Linked DNA regions of Homo sapiens: region 1 is linked to region 2. A link is an interaction called in ENCODE POLR2A ChIA-PET data of the cell type or tissue named here. Cell type or tissue: Caco-2. All regions are shown on one strand. Links, peaks and the distances in the headings refer to the core of each region. The heading gives the core; the rest is flanking DNA. Region 1 overlaps SUPT6H (SPT6 homolog, histone chaperone and transcription elongation factor). Region 2 overlaps PIGS (phosphatidylinositol glycan anchor biosynthesis class S).

Region 1 (7,133 bases), core at 1,569-5,568, 130 kb after region 2:
CAAAAAAAAAGGAGGGGGGGTGTTGGGGGAGTCAACCTTTGATGGCACCTTGGGAGCAGTAACTAGGCAACTTCATGGGAGAAGAGAAGAGTGCCAGGGACAGGGTAGATCCAGCAGGCTTCAGCTGGTTTTCCTGCCCAGAGTGGAGGCATTAGTGCAGGGCTTGGCCTGTAGTCTACAGACAAGATTCCACCCCAAACTCCCAGTCTGCCATTCAGCAGCTGGCTGGCTTTGGGCAAGTCACTTTACACCTTACACCTTTCTGCCTGGACTTTGGTTTTCTCATGGGTGAAATAGGGCATCGGGCTAGATCATCTTTGTCCCTTCCAGCTCAAATGTTCTGTGGATCTAGGTGGGAATGACTGTTCACTGCCGCATCATGAAGATTGACATTGAGAAGTTCAGTGCAGACCTGACCTGCCGCACCTCAGACCTCATGGACAGGAACAATGAGTGGAAGCTGCCCAAAGACACCTACTATGACTTTGATGCTGAAGCTGCAGACCACAAGCAGGAGGAGGACATGAAGCGGAAGCAGCAGCGGACCAGTGAGTGTGCCTCCCACCATCTCTGTGCACCCTGCATCTTGGCAGTTCTCCCAGTGCAGGATTCAGGCCACAGGATGCACATGTGTCAGTCTCCCAGTGGAAGTGGGGACTCAGCTTTGAGGTGCTAAGGCCTGGAGATGTCATGAAAAAGTCATAGGTAGGGCTGGAACCCAGAGTCTCTTGGGTCACATTTTCTTTGCTAATGCCTTGTGACTCTTAAAGCCTCATTCTTTCAGTGTCCTAGGAGCCCAGGTGAACATGTCCTTCATATCAGCTAATCCAAGCCCAGAGAAGGTGAAAGAGTCTCAGAATCCCATAGTGGGTCAGAAATTAAGCCCAAACAGGGTGGCTCACGGCTGTAGCCCTGCACTTTGGGAGGCCAAGGCAGGAGGAGCACTTGAGCCCAGGAGTTCAAGACCAGCCTGGGCAACTTAGTAAGACACCATCTCTACAAAAAAAATTTTTTAAATAGCCAGGAGCCAGGTGCGGTGGCTCATGCCTATAATCCCAGCACTTCGGAGGCTGAGGCAGGTGGATCACTTGAGGTCAGGAGTTCAAGACCAGCCTGGTCAAAATGGTGAACCCCCGTCTCTACCAAACGTACAAAAACTACCCAGGTGTGGTGGTGGGCGCCTGTAATCCCAGCTACTGAGGCAGGAGAATTGCTTGAACCCAGGAGTGAGAAGTTGCAGTGAGCCAAAATTGCACCACTACAGTACAACGTGGGTGACAGAGTGAGACTCTGTCTCAAAAAAAAAAAAAAAAATGGCCAGGCGCGATGGCTCACGCCTGTAATCCTAGCACTTTGGGAGGCTGAGGCAGGCGGGTCGCTTGAGGTGAGGAGTTCAAGACGAGCCTGGCCAAAATGGTGAAACCCCATCTCTACTAAAAATACAAAAACTAGCCAGGCGTGGTGGTGGGCGCCTGTAATCCCAGCTACTGAGGCAGGAGAATTGCTTGAACCTAGGAGGGAGAAGTTGCAGTGAGCCAGAATTGCGCCACTGCACTACAACGTGGGTGACAAAATGAGACTGTCTCAAAAAAAAAAAAAAAAAAAGCCAGGCATGGTGATGTGCACCGGTGTATTCCCAGCTATTTTAGAGGCTGAGACAGGAGGATCGCTTGAGCCCAGGAGTTCGAGGCTACAGTGAGTCATGATTTGCCACTGGCACTCCAGCCCAGATGACAGAGCACCCCAACTCAATAAATAAATAAGAAATGAAGGCCTGGTTTGTCCTGTTGCTGCCAGCTCCTAGCCCCATCACCCAGTCTGTACTGCTTTTCTGCCCTTTTCAGCATACATCAAGAGAGTGATCGCACACCCATCCTTCCATAATATCAATTTCAAGCAAGCAGAAAAGATGATGGAGACCATGGACCAGGGTGATGTGATTATCCGACCAAGCAGCAAGGGCGAGAACCACCTGACAGTGACCTGGAAAGTCAGTGATGGCATCTACCAGCATGTGGATGTGCGGGAGGAGGGCAAGGAAAATGCCTTCAGCCTGGGAGCCACTCTGTGGATCAACAGTGAGGTGAGAGCCAGTGCCTGCCCACCTCCCATCCCACTCCTGCTTCCAGAAAGGTGCCCTTCAGGGTGCTTTCACCTGACATTAGTAACTCGGGTCATAGGTATTTTAGCTGTGCACAGCAACAAAACGGGAGGTGGTTTGCGGAATGAGTCATTTGATATCAATTTTATTTTGTCCCCTCCTTCCGTGTCCTCCAAATGTTAAAATAGTCTACCTAGAGAGAGCCAATGGAGGAAGAGGAGAAAATACACATATATACGCACACACATATATCAAGTTTCTCTTTTCTGTTTTCAGTGAAGAGAAATCTGGTGAATTTTCCTGTTGTTCCCAAGCACTAGGGGAGAATCAAAGCCAGGATTTAAAGGACTTTATGCCCTGTGAGCTAATATATCTGGACATGACACAGATGGATAAACTGAGGGGACTTTGCTATGGACTGAGAAGCCCATCCCCTCCCATGGTTTTTCTTCTGGATGGATTTGATCAAGAATCTCAGCTCTGGATATGACACATGGGGCCTTTACCTTCTTCCCACAGGAATTCGAAGATTTGGATGAGATTGTTGCTCGCTATGTCCAGCCCATGGCATCCTTTGCCCGGGACCTTCTGAATCACAAGTATTATCAGGACTGCAGCGGTGGGGACCGCAAGGTAAGCCCAGGGCCCTCTGAGGAATGACACTTGCCAATCACTTAAGGATGTACGCTTTCCCTTCAGTATAGGGGACACTCAGGCGGTGAAGGAAGTGTACATCATGTGTGCACCAGACGTTGTGTACCAAGCATGCTGCTATCCCAACCTCTCCCCCTCATTCTACCCCCAGAAATTAGAGGAGCTGCTCATCAAAACTAAGAAGGAGAAGCCCACCTTCATCCCTTATTTCATCTGTGCCTGCAAGGAACTGCCCGGCAAGTTCCTACTGGGATACCAGCCCCGGGGTAAACCCAGGTGAGCACTAGTGCTGAGAAGGTGCTGCCACTGGGGTTCATAGGCAGGCTAGAAGGCAGGGAGAGGCCCGGAGCAGTGCCCTCTCTGGCTCTGCTGGACTGCCTTTCTCCTCTCATCTGTTTAGAACAGAGGTGGAGGTTGGAGGTGGGAAAAGAGGGTGATGATTTCAAGGCAAAAAGGCAAGGATTCACATAAGAAGGGCGCTTTCCTTAACACCGTGAGAAAGGAGTTCCCTTCACCTCCTCTCCCTCCCACAGAGTGACAGGAGTCACCAGACACTCTTCACCTGATTGCAGAAACTGGGGGCCAGTACACTGGTCTCTCCTGTCCACCACCTGCCTCACCCTCACCAGGGCTTGCACACAGTGGCTCACTGTTGCTGTAATGTGCTCACTCCGCCCGCACTGAAGCGGTGGTCAGGAGAGCCTGTCTCCTGTTCTGCTCTGTCTCCTGCTCTGCCTGCTGCTCTGCCTGCTTCTGTGTGACTAACAGGCTGGCCTTCCTGAGGTATTCCTTTATCTGAGTCCCTCTAGCGCTTACCCTGAACCTAGAGGACAAAGTCCAGTTTCCTTAGACTGGCGTCTTTGTGTCTGTGATACAGACTGGTAATCACACTTGCTTCTCTGCCTAAGCCCTGCCCCCATCCTTCCATTGGCCTTTGGCCATGTGCACTTCTGCTTTTATCCCTGTACTGGCTTTACCTGATGCACAGCTCAGGCTGCATTAGTAGGGGCTCAGTGGCCAGATGACAGGAAGCCCTAGACTCTGTACCGTGTGCCATCTTGGGCACATCTGGAATATTGTGCTCATTTCTTGAGAAGCCTGTTGACTCACCAGTGTGCTTCCAGAGGCCAGCAGCCAGGGCTAAGTGGGGCTGGAAACTGTGTCCTGTGTGGAACAGTTGAGCAAACTGGTGGCGGGGGTGGGGGCTCTAACCAGGACCAGGTGCAGCATGATAGCTTCTGGGGAAAGGAGCTGACTCTCCTTGTGTGGCAGAATTAACACTTACGGAAGAGTTAGGAGGCAGGTGTCAGCCTAATAGAAATGAGAACTGTGTACTATGTAGCATTATCTGGTTGCCATTGATAGCTGGCCTTCATTGAGCACAACCCAGCTTTAGGCATTGTGGAACGTGCTCTGTGCATTCTCATTTATCCTCACACCCACCCCATAGGCTTCAGTGCTGTGGTCCTCACTGGACAAATGAAGCAGAGATTCAAGTTTGGTAACTTGGTGCAGCGTGTCATATGTGGTGAATGGCAGAGCTAAAACTAGAACTAGAACTGGAACTAACCCAGAGCCCCTCTTAACAACTATCTGCTACTCTCAGAAGTGTTGAACAAGGGCAGACTACCACCTTCCACAGCCACTGCAGAAAGATGCCTGCTTTAGGGGAGTTGCGATTTGCTGCTCTGGGAGGCCCCTTCCAACCCTGGCACTATGGGATCTCGGTCTCACTTCACCGGCAGTATCCTGCCTTCATACTGCAGCCCAGTATGGTAGCACAGCCTCCAGCAAGCCTTCCTCCGGCAGTCCGTATGCAGCACACAGAGGGCCACTGACTCCTTGGTCTTCAATATGTTCTGCCATGTGCTGCTCACCTCCCTTCACAGGCCTGGGGACTGGCTGTGTCATCTCTCCTTTCCCCTAGCACCCAGAATGGCTACTTCACATGGTGGGCATCTGTTCTGGTCGCTCTTGTGGTGGGTCCCAAGTGGTTTCTGATGCATGTTTCCTTCTAAAATCCTAGGATAGAATATGTAACGGTGACTCCAGAGGGATTCCGGTACCGGGGCCAGATCTTCCCAACCGTGAATGGACTGTTTAGATGGTTTAAGGATCACTACCAGGATCCTGTACCAGGTGAGTTCTGCTCTTCCTGACTTCAGGGACGTGGCTGGAGGAACACCTAGGACCTGACTCAGAGTAGTCCCAGCCTAGGGGACCAGGTGAGGAGTAGGCTGTCACTGCAGCTGTCTTACTCCTCCTGCAGCCTCCCAGCACCAGGAAGGTTCTCCATCCACTGTGCCTATGCAGCTTCCCTTCCTCCCTCTACCTACTTCAGTGCCCCTTCCACCCCCTGAATTGGGAAACCAAAAATAGGTTTCTGGAGGGATGTAACTAAATAATCACTTCCTGCAGGCATCACCCCTAGCAGCAGCAGCAGGACCCGGACACCTGCCTCTATCAATGCTACCCCAGCCAACATCAACCTTGCAGGTGAGGAGCTTGAGCCTGGGACTGGAGGTGGGAAGGATGGAGCTAAAGGGACTTTCACCTCTAACATGCCCCTCCCCACCTCTGTGTGCTTACAGATCTGACACGGGCTGTGAATGCCCTGCCTCAGAACATGACTTCACAGATGTTCAGTGCCATTGCTGCGGTGACAGGCCAAGGACAGAACCCTAATGCCACCCCAGCCCAGTGGGCCTCCAGCCAGTACGGCTATGGCGGCAGTGGAGGCGGCAGCAGTGCTTACCACGTATGTGGCTTGGGGAGGAAGCTCCCTGTGCAGGGTGGGGCCCATAGACTGCCCTCTCGCATTGCCCACAAGGGGCTTCACATGCACAGATGGGGCTGCCACGGCCTTGGTAACTGTCTCCAACAGATATTTCTTGTCCTTAGGCCCATTTGAAGGGGAAGAGGGTAAGAGAGGGCATAACCTTTCCACGGGCCTTTGGGATCTTTGGAACCCGCAAGCCACCAGAAAGTTGACATGGTCAGGACCAGTGGGCACCACTGTGTGCTCGGTGCTGACCTGCAGGCTTCCCACTGCTGGTCAGAAGCACATACTCAGTGGAAGATCATCTGGAAAGCTTTGCTGAGCCCACCCTTGCGCTTACCCAGAATTCACAGCAAGGCCAAACAAGCCCCACACCCATCCCTATTTAACTGTTCATGCCTCTCCAGGTATTCCCAACGCCAGCCCAGCAGCCAGTGGCCACACCACTAATGACCCCTAGCTACTCCTACACGACCCCAAGCCAGCCCATCACCACCCCTCAGTACCACCAGCTCCAGGCCAGCACCACCCCACAGTCGGCCCAGGCCCAGCCCCAGCCCTCTTCCAGCTCCCGGCAACGGCAGCAGCAGCCAAAGTAAGTATCTGGATGGTGGCACAGTGCAGGTCAGTGGTAGGGGCAGGTGTTGTCAAGAGGCCGAAAGGCTTAGCAGAGGCAGGTGCTCTGGATCCTCTGAGGGCCCTGACCACATGATATGCCAGGAACACTAGTTTCTGGGTGAAGACGGAAGAGGGCAGTATGGCAGCCAGCTGCTGCTGTATCTGCCTTATCCCAGTAGAGGGGCTGCTGCCCATAGGTATGAGGTTCCTTTCTGCAAGGGTACAGTGATTGGTGGGAAGACTTCCTTCTAGCAAAGTCCCAATCTCAACTTTTCTTCCCCTCCCAGGTCCAACAGCCATGCAGCCATCGACTGGGGAAAAATGGCGGAGCAGTGGCTGCAGGAAAAGGAGGCAGAACGGCGGAAACAGAAGCAGCGGCTGACACCTCGGCCCTCCCCCAGCCCCATGATCGAAAGCACCCCCATGTCCATTGCTGGCGATGCCACCCCACTCCTGGACGAGATGGATCGGTAGGGGGCCTGCTCCTCGGACTCTGGTTACCTCTGAGGCTGGGAAAGGCCTGGCTGCCCACTGCCTCCCTCCCTGCCCCTCCTTTTATGTCCATAAAGTGGCGTGAAGTGAGACGTTCTCTTTGGTGGTCAACCCGGATGGGTGACAGGCTGGATGGCCTTGTGAACTTGAGCTCAGTGTATGCTAGGCAACAATTCTCCCGCTCCAGACCCTCACCGACCACCTGTCCTGGGACCAGGCTGGGAGGGGAGTGTGGCAGGGAGGAGGAAGAGGAAGGTGAGAATGAGTAGAACAGTTTTGTATTCTACTCCCTACAAGCCATTTTGAACTTCTGCCCTCACCGGACTCTGGGCTGTGACTGGGGCACCAAACTCAGCACATGAGTCTCCCCTAGCTCTCGTGGGGAGAGGGATGCTATTTATTCAGTTTGGGGCAGGAGGGAGAGGAGGGAAAGTATTTCTGACCCTGATGCCAACAGCCGGGTGGCTGTCCAAGCAGGATTGCAGGGGA
Region 2 (7,133 bases), core at 1,301-5,300:
TACCTTACCTGGGGAAGAAGTGAGGAGTGTTCAGATATCACGTACACAGTCAGGGAGCCCTCCGCTTGTTCCTGAGGCTCATCTAACATGGCTTCTGCCTCTGGGGGCAAGAACAGGTGGTACACCAAGAGCAAAACACCATTCCATCTCCCCCCAGCCCCAAAGAATGCCTAACCCACCCCTTCACTCACATTCAGCTGACACAGTGGTCAGGCTTGGGTAAGCCAATCAACCTCTCTGGCCCTCAGTGGACTGGGCTGAATCCCACAGTTCCTCATTCCCAGCATTCCAAGAGAGGTTTTGGAAGTAAGCCAAAGCATGGGAACTATGCACTTAGAGATCAGAAGGAAAAAGAGGGCTTCACATTAAAATGGTGTGCTCATCCCTTCCCATACCTTGCACACTGCCCGATGACAGGGCCTCCTCCTCATGGTCCAAAGCCCTCCGATAGGCCTTCTGGAAACGGCATTTGATTTTCATTTTGTCTGGGAGGGATAAGAAGTAGCACAATGAAAAGGGCAAGCATCATGCCTCTGCCCACCTTCCCAGACCTAACACTGTCCAGCATCTGAGGACAGCAAGATGGCTGTTTACAGAAAAAGACCAAGCAGCTGCAGCCAACTCTAATGATTTCTGCATAGATGATATCAAACACATGACACCCATTTCGCCCATCTGCCGCAGCTCTTGCCTTCACCTCTGCACACACTGGTCCTTCAGCGTGAAACGTCTTCCCACTGGGAAATCTATTTCAATAGTCATTACATTAATAGGCAAAAGGAGAAAAACTGTATGGTCATTCCAATCACTGCCCCAAAATAATTAAATTCAGTGAATGTTCCTGATAAAAAACAAAATACACAGGCTGGGCACGGTGGCTCATGCTTGTAATCCCAGCAATTTGGGAGGCCAAGGCAGGCGGATCCCTTGATCTCATGAGTTGGAGATTAGCCTGGACAACATGATGAAACCCCAACTCTACAAAAAATACAAAAATTAGCCAGGTATGTGCCAGACATGGTGGCTCACACCTGTAATCCCAGCACTTTGGGAGGCCAAGGCGGGTGGATCACCTGAGGTCAGGAGTTTGAGACCAGCCTGGCCAACGTGATGAAACCCCATCTCTACCAAAAATACAAAAAATTAGCTGGGTGTGGTGGCAGGCGCCTGTAATCCCAGCTACTCGGGAAGCTCAGGCAAGAGAATCACTTGAACCCAGAAGGCGGAGGCTGCAGTGAGCCGAGATCACACCATTGCACTCCAGCCTGGGCAACAAGAGCGAAACTCCATCTCAAAAAAAAAAAAAAAAAGGCAGTTATGGTGGTGCACACCTGTAGTCCCAACTACTTGGGAGGTTGAGGTGGGAGGATGACTTGAGCCTGAGAGGCAGAGGTTGCAGTGACCTGAGATGGCACCACTGCACTCCAGCCAGGGTAATAGAACCAGACCTTGTCTCAAAAAAATAAAAAATAAAAACCACACACTTAATGACAAAATATTAAACATAATTCTGTAAAGTTAGTAATAAAACAAGGATGCCTGCTATCTCCTCTATTCTCATTGTTATTCAGTATTGTTCTTTCTAAAGTTCTTGACCAATGTAATATGTGAAGAAAGAGAAAGAAAACTTAAAAGTATTGGAAAGAAACAGATAAAATGGCCACTTTGAAGTAGCATAATTATTTCTCAAGAAAATCAGAGAACCAACTGAAAAACTATTAGAACTAGCAACAGTTCAATAAGATGACTAGATACAAGGATATGCAAGAATCAATACCCGCATAAATACCAGCAATATCCAATTAGAAACATCTTTTAAAACCTCAATCACATTAACAATAAAGTATAAAAATACCCAGGAATAAATGTATAAAACTATAAGAAGAAAACTTCAAGACTTTACTGAAGGACATAAAATATCTGAACAAAATGGAATAGCATACAAGGCCCCTAGATGAATATTATAAAGATGTCATATTATAAAGACTATTATAAAGATGTCAACTCTCCCCAAATTAATATATACATGTAAGGCAATCCTGAAGGGATTTTTTTTGCCTCCTGAAACTTGACAAGCTAAACCTAAAATTTATTGAAAAAGTTCCTCTTTTCTTTATAAAAGAATTCCAGGTCATACATTTCTTCCAGAAAGAAGAAATGACAGAATTGTAAAAGTCACTAATTTGGCCAGGTGTGGTGGCTGATGCCTGTAATTCCAGCACTTTAGGGTCCGAGGTGGGAAGATTGCTTAAGCCTAGGAGTTTGAGACCAGCTCGGGGAACACAGTGAGACCCCGTCTCTACAAAAAATTTAAAAACTAGCTGGGGCCAGGTGCACTGGCTCACGCTTGTAATCCCAGCACTTTAGGAGGCCAAGACAGGCGGACTGCTCGAGGCCAGGAGTTCAAGACCAGCCTGGCCACCATGGTGAAACCCCGTTTCTACTAAAATTACAAAAATTAGCCAGGCATGGTGTCTGTGCACTTGTAGTCCTAGCTACTCAGGAGGCTGAGGCAGGAGAATCACTTGAACCCGGGAGGCGGACGATGCAGTGAGCTGAGATTGCGCCACTGCACTCCAGCCTGGGTGACAGAGTGAGACTCTGTCTCAAAATAAATAAATAAATAAACAAATTAAATAAAATAAATAAAAAATTAGCTGGGCACAGTGGCACATTCTTGTAGTCTCAGCTACTTGGGAGCTTGAGAGCTTGAGGTAAGAGGACCACTTGAACCCAGGAGTTCAAGGTTACAGTGAGCTATGATTGGGCCACTGCACTTCAGCCTGAGTGTCAGACCCTATCTCAAAAAAAAAAAAAAAAAAAGGACCCCTTGTCTACTTTTTCTTTTCTTTTTTTTTTTTTTTTTGTTTTTTTGGGTTTTTTTTTGAGATGGAATCTGGCTCTGTTGCCCAGACTGGAGAATAACAGTGGGATCCCGGCTCACTGCAACATCCGCCTCCCCATTTCAAGCAATTCTCCTACCTCAGCCTTCCAAGTAGCTGGGATTACAGGCATGTGCCACCACACCCAGCTAATTTTTGTATTTTTAGTAGAGACAGGGTTTTCCCATGTTGAGCAGGCTGGTCTTGAACTCCTGACCTTAAGTGATTTACCCGCCTCAGCCTCCCAAAGTGCTGGGATTACAGGCGTGAGCCACCGCGCCCAGCCTACTTTTTTTTTTTTTTTTTTGAGACAGAGTCTCGTTCTGTCTCCCAGGCTGGAATGCAGTGGCACAATCTTGGCTCAATGAAACCTCTGCCTCCTAGGTTCAAGCAATTCTCCTGTCTTGGACTCCAGAGTAGCTGGGACTACAGGCACACACCACCACACCCAGCGAATTTGTGTATGTTTAGTGGAGAAGGGGTTTCACTACATTGCCCAGGCTGGTCTGAAACTCCTGACCTCAAATGATCCACCGCCTTGGCCTCCCAAAGTTCTGGGATTACAGGCGTGAGCCACTGTGCCTGGCCACACACCAGTAGTCCTACCTACTTGGGAGGCTGAGGTGGGAGGTCTGATTGAGCCTAGGATTTCAAGGCTGCAGTAAGCTATGATTGAGCCACTGCACAGCAGTCTGGGTGACAGAGTGAGACCCTGTCTCTAAAAAAAATAAAAATTAAAAAAAGCATTATCTTGTGACTGCTAATGAAATGGATTCCATGATCAAATAGATGCTAAAAATATGTAAAAGGTTGATGAGAAACTCTAAAATATAGAGATCAGGCTGACAATACCTGAACTCACTACATAATCTTTGCATCACCCAAAATGGAACAACTAGCCATTAAGTGCTTCAGGATACAACACAATAGGAAGTACACTGCACCACCTACAATGTATTCTCATCCAAAAAATTGAACCTGGCTTTAATCAAACCACTAGATCTAACTCCCAGTTTATAAGGAATATGGATGCTAGAGGAATGAGTTAAATTAAACTGTGAGGAAGCTACTCGCCAAATCCCAAATGTGAGATGTTCTATAAAACAAATGACCTGGTTTCTCCAACAAATCAATGGTGTGAAAGAAATGTATGGGGGTAGGGTGGGGGGAGCTGACATAAAATAAAAGTGACAAAAAGACAAATGCAACTTATTGATCCTGATGGAATAAACCATCTGTGAAAGGATACCTTGGAGATAACTGGAGAGATCTAAATACAGACTGAGAATTAGGTGATATTAAGGAATCACTGCTAACTTAGTTAGGTGTGACAATGGTAGTCATGTTTAAAAAAAGAAACAAAAAACCTTCAATGGCTTCCCTTCTTATCTAGAATAAAAGCCTAGAATGCAAATTCTCACAGTGATCTACCAGGCCCTAAGTGATTCAGCCCCCTTCTACTGTTCTGGTTTTATTTCATTTCCTCTTTCTCTCTTCCTCATTCACTCCAGTGAAGCCACAAGGAGATTCTCACTGCTCCTGAAAGGTACAACACTTGCTCTTAACTCGGGACCTTAGACATGCTTTTCCCTCTGCCAAGATGCTCTTCCCCCAGATATCTGCACAGTCTATTCCCTCGCCTTTTAGGTATTTACTCGAATGTCCTCTTTTCAATGAGACCTCCCTTGTCCACCCTATCTAAAACTGCAATCCCCTCCCATTCCTCAAGAAAATTCCCTCTCCTCCTGTCCTGCTCTATTTTTCTTCTGTCACCATCTAACATACATTTGACTTACTTGTCTTTTTTTCTTTTTTTTTTTGAGATGGAGTCTTTGTCACCCAGGCTGGAGTGCAGTGGTGGGATCTTGGCTCACTGCAACTTCCACCTCACAGGTTCAAGCGATTCTCCTGCCTCAGCCTCCCAAGTAGCTGGGATTACAGGCGCCCGCCACCACGCCCGGCTAATTTTTGTATTTTTAGTAGAGATGGGGTTTCACCATGTTAGCCGGGCTGGTCTCAAACTCCTGATCTCAAGTGATCTGCCTGCCTCGGCCTCCCAAAGTGCTGGGATTACAGGTGTGAGCTACCACATCCAGCTTTGTCTTTTTTATTGTCTTCTTCTTGTCTGTTTTGTTCACTGCTATATCTCTAGTAACTAGAACTGTATCTGACATAGCTACAAAGTAAATACTTGTTGAATAAATGAACAACGCTATTACTATTTCCGTCTAACAGATGAGGAAACCAAGGTTTAGAGAAGTTAACAACCTTACTCAAATTTACACAAATAAGTGGCAGAATAAGGCTTGAATTCCAGCTCTCTGATCCCAGATTCTATACTCTTGGTCACCCTTTATACGTGTTGCCTATACTATACGTTTACAGTATACCCATATTACTGAACACTGTGTTATCAAATATGAAGAAATCCATGATAAACTGAAAACAATCAAATTTCAAACTAACTTGTGAGGGATAGTCCAATTTTTGTTTAGAAAACAAGAAGTTTGGCTGGGCATGGTGGCTCACGCCTGTAATCCCAGCACTTTGGGAGGCCGAGGCTGGTGGATCACTGGAGGTCAGGAGTTTGAGACCAGCCTAGCCAACATGGTGAAACCCCGTATCTACTAAAAATGCAAAAAATTAGCTGGGCGTGGTGGCAGGCGCCTGTAATCCCAGCTACTTCAGAGGCTGAGCCAGAAGAATCGTTTGAACCCAGGAGGCAGAGGTTGCAGTGAGCCAAAATCGTGCCATTGCGCTCCAGCCTGGGCAACAAGAGCGAAACTCCATCTCAAAAAAAAAAAAAAAAAAGAAAGAAAACCAGAAGTTTGTGTGTGTACAGAGGCTGAACCATACGAAATATCATTTTTTTAAAAAAATGTTTTAACCAGCCGGGTGCGGTGGCTCACACTTGTAATCCCAGCACTTTGGGAGGCTGATCACTTGAGCCCAGGAGCTCGAGACCAGCCTGGGCAACATGGCGAAACCCTATCTCTACTAAAAATACCAAAACAAATCAGCTGGGTGTGATGGTGTGCGGCTGTAGTCCCAGCTATTAAGGCAGGTGGGCTGAGATGGGAGGATCGCTTGAGCCCAATAGGTCAAGGCTGCAGTGGGCCCTGATCGTGCCACCATACTCCAGCCTGGGCAACAAAGAGAGACCCTTTCTCAAAAAAAAAAAAAAAAAAGAAAAGAAAAGTTTTCACCAAGGCTAAAGAACTAAAAAAGTAAATGGCACACAGATGCCTCATGCTCTAGACTCAGCCCAAATCTCCAGTCATTCCCAGTCTTTCACTACACATTCCAGTAAGGCAAAACTGCTCATAGGTCCCCCAATATGCTGATTCACCCCGCCACACTTTCACACAGGAGTATAGTTTGTTGGTTAAAAGCTTGAACACTGGAATCAGTCAGGCCTGGATTTAAATCCCAGTTCCATCTCTTACTAGCTGTGTGACCTTGCACAAGTTAAATTCTCTAAGGCTCAGTTTCTTCATTTATAAAATGGGGATCATATCATTAGAAAGGATTAAATGAGGCAACACATATAAAATGCTTCACCTAGTTTCTGGCACACAGCGAGCAACAACTATCAGCTATCCTTATACTGTCTCATGCTATTAACTTTGCCTGAAATTCTCTCCCTCCTTTTCCCACTTAACCTGAATTCCTACACATCCTTTAAAAATCCGACTTAAGAATTACATCTCTCAAAACTTTCTCTGCCTTTCTTTCCTCCCAGATGGTTAATACTCTTTACTAAGTGCAATCTCTGTTTCTTGTATACTTCTACTGTAATTTATTTTATCTTTCTCCCCTACCTATGAACATCTTGAAACCATTATCAATTTCTTATTCATTCCTAAATTCTTGGTACCTAAAAAAAAGTACCCCAGTAAAGTGTTTAATGTTAAACTGAATAGGGGCTGGGCGCGGTGGCTCACGCCTGTAATCCCAACACTTTGGGAGGCTGAGGCATGCGGATCACCTGAAGTCAGGAGTTCGAGAGCAGCATGGCCAACATGGCATAACCCCGTCTCTACTAAAAATACAAAAATTAGCTGGGCGTAGTGTCGCGCGCCTGTAATCCCAGCTACTCGGGTGGCTGGTGCAGAAGAATCGCTTGAACCCAGGAGGCAGAGGTTGCAGTGAGCCAAGATGGCGCCACTGCACTCCAGCCTGGGCGACAGAGCGAAGCTCCGTCTCAAAATATAATAAATAAATAAACAAACAAACTAAATAGGGCCTATA

What was found. Peaks named below come from ENCODE experiments on the same cell type or tissue, not always from the same donor. Only the 100,000 strongest peaks of a DNase experiment are listed, where the experiment ranks them.
Region 1: POLR2A ChIA-PET joins it to region 2 with 6 read pairs; 2 of 35 experiments call an interaction of 5 or more read pairs at or near these places.

What each region holds. Positions count from the first base shown.
Region 1 is chr17:28,695,000-28,702,132 of GRCh38, forward strand. It overlaps SUPT6H (SPT6 homolog, histone chaperone and transcription elongation factor), which reads left to right. Exons shown (of 37, transcript NM_003170.5): 29 at 353-548; 30 at 1,845-2,083; 31 at 2,621-2,734; 32 at 2,907-3,031; 33 at 4,782-4,894; 34 at 5,174-5,251; 35 at 5,347-5,513; 36 at 5,942-6,129; 37 at 6,440-7,133. The coding sequence ends at 6,626. Among named protein-coding and RNA genes, the nearest start is that of PROCA1, 13 kb to the right of the region's middle. RefSeq lists an enhancer at 3,392-3,686. In Caco-2, for the core only: no CTCF peak of the experiment used is centred there; a DNase peak (open chromatin) is centred at 3,592.
Region 2 is chr17:28,563,423-28,570,555 of GRCh38, forward strand. It overlaps PIGS (phosphatidylinositol glycan anchor biosynthesis class S), which reads right to left. Exons shown (of 12, transcript NM_033198.4): 4 at 396-485; 5 at 9-100. Among named protein-coding and RNA genes, the nearest start is that of PIGS, 4.5 kb to the right of the region's middle. In Caco-2, for the core only: no CTCF peak of the experiment used is centred there; no DNase peak of the experiment used is centred there.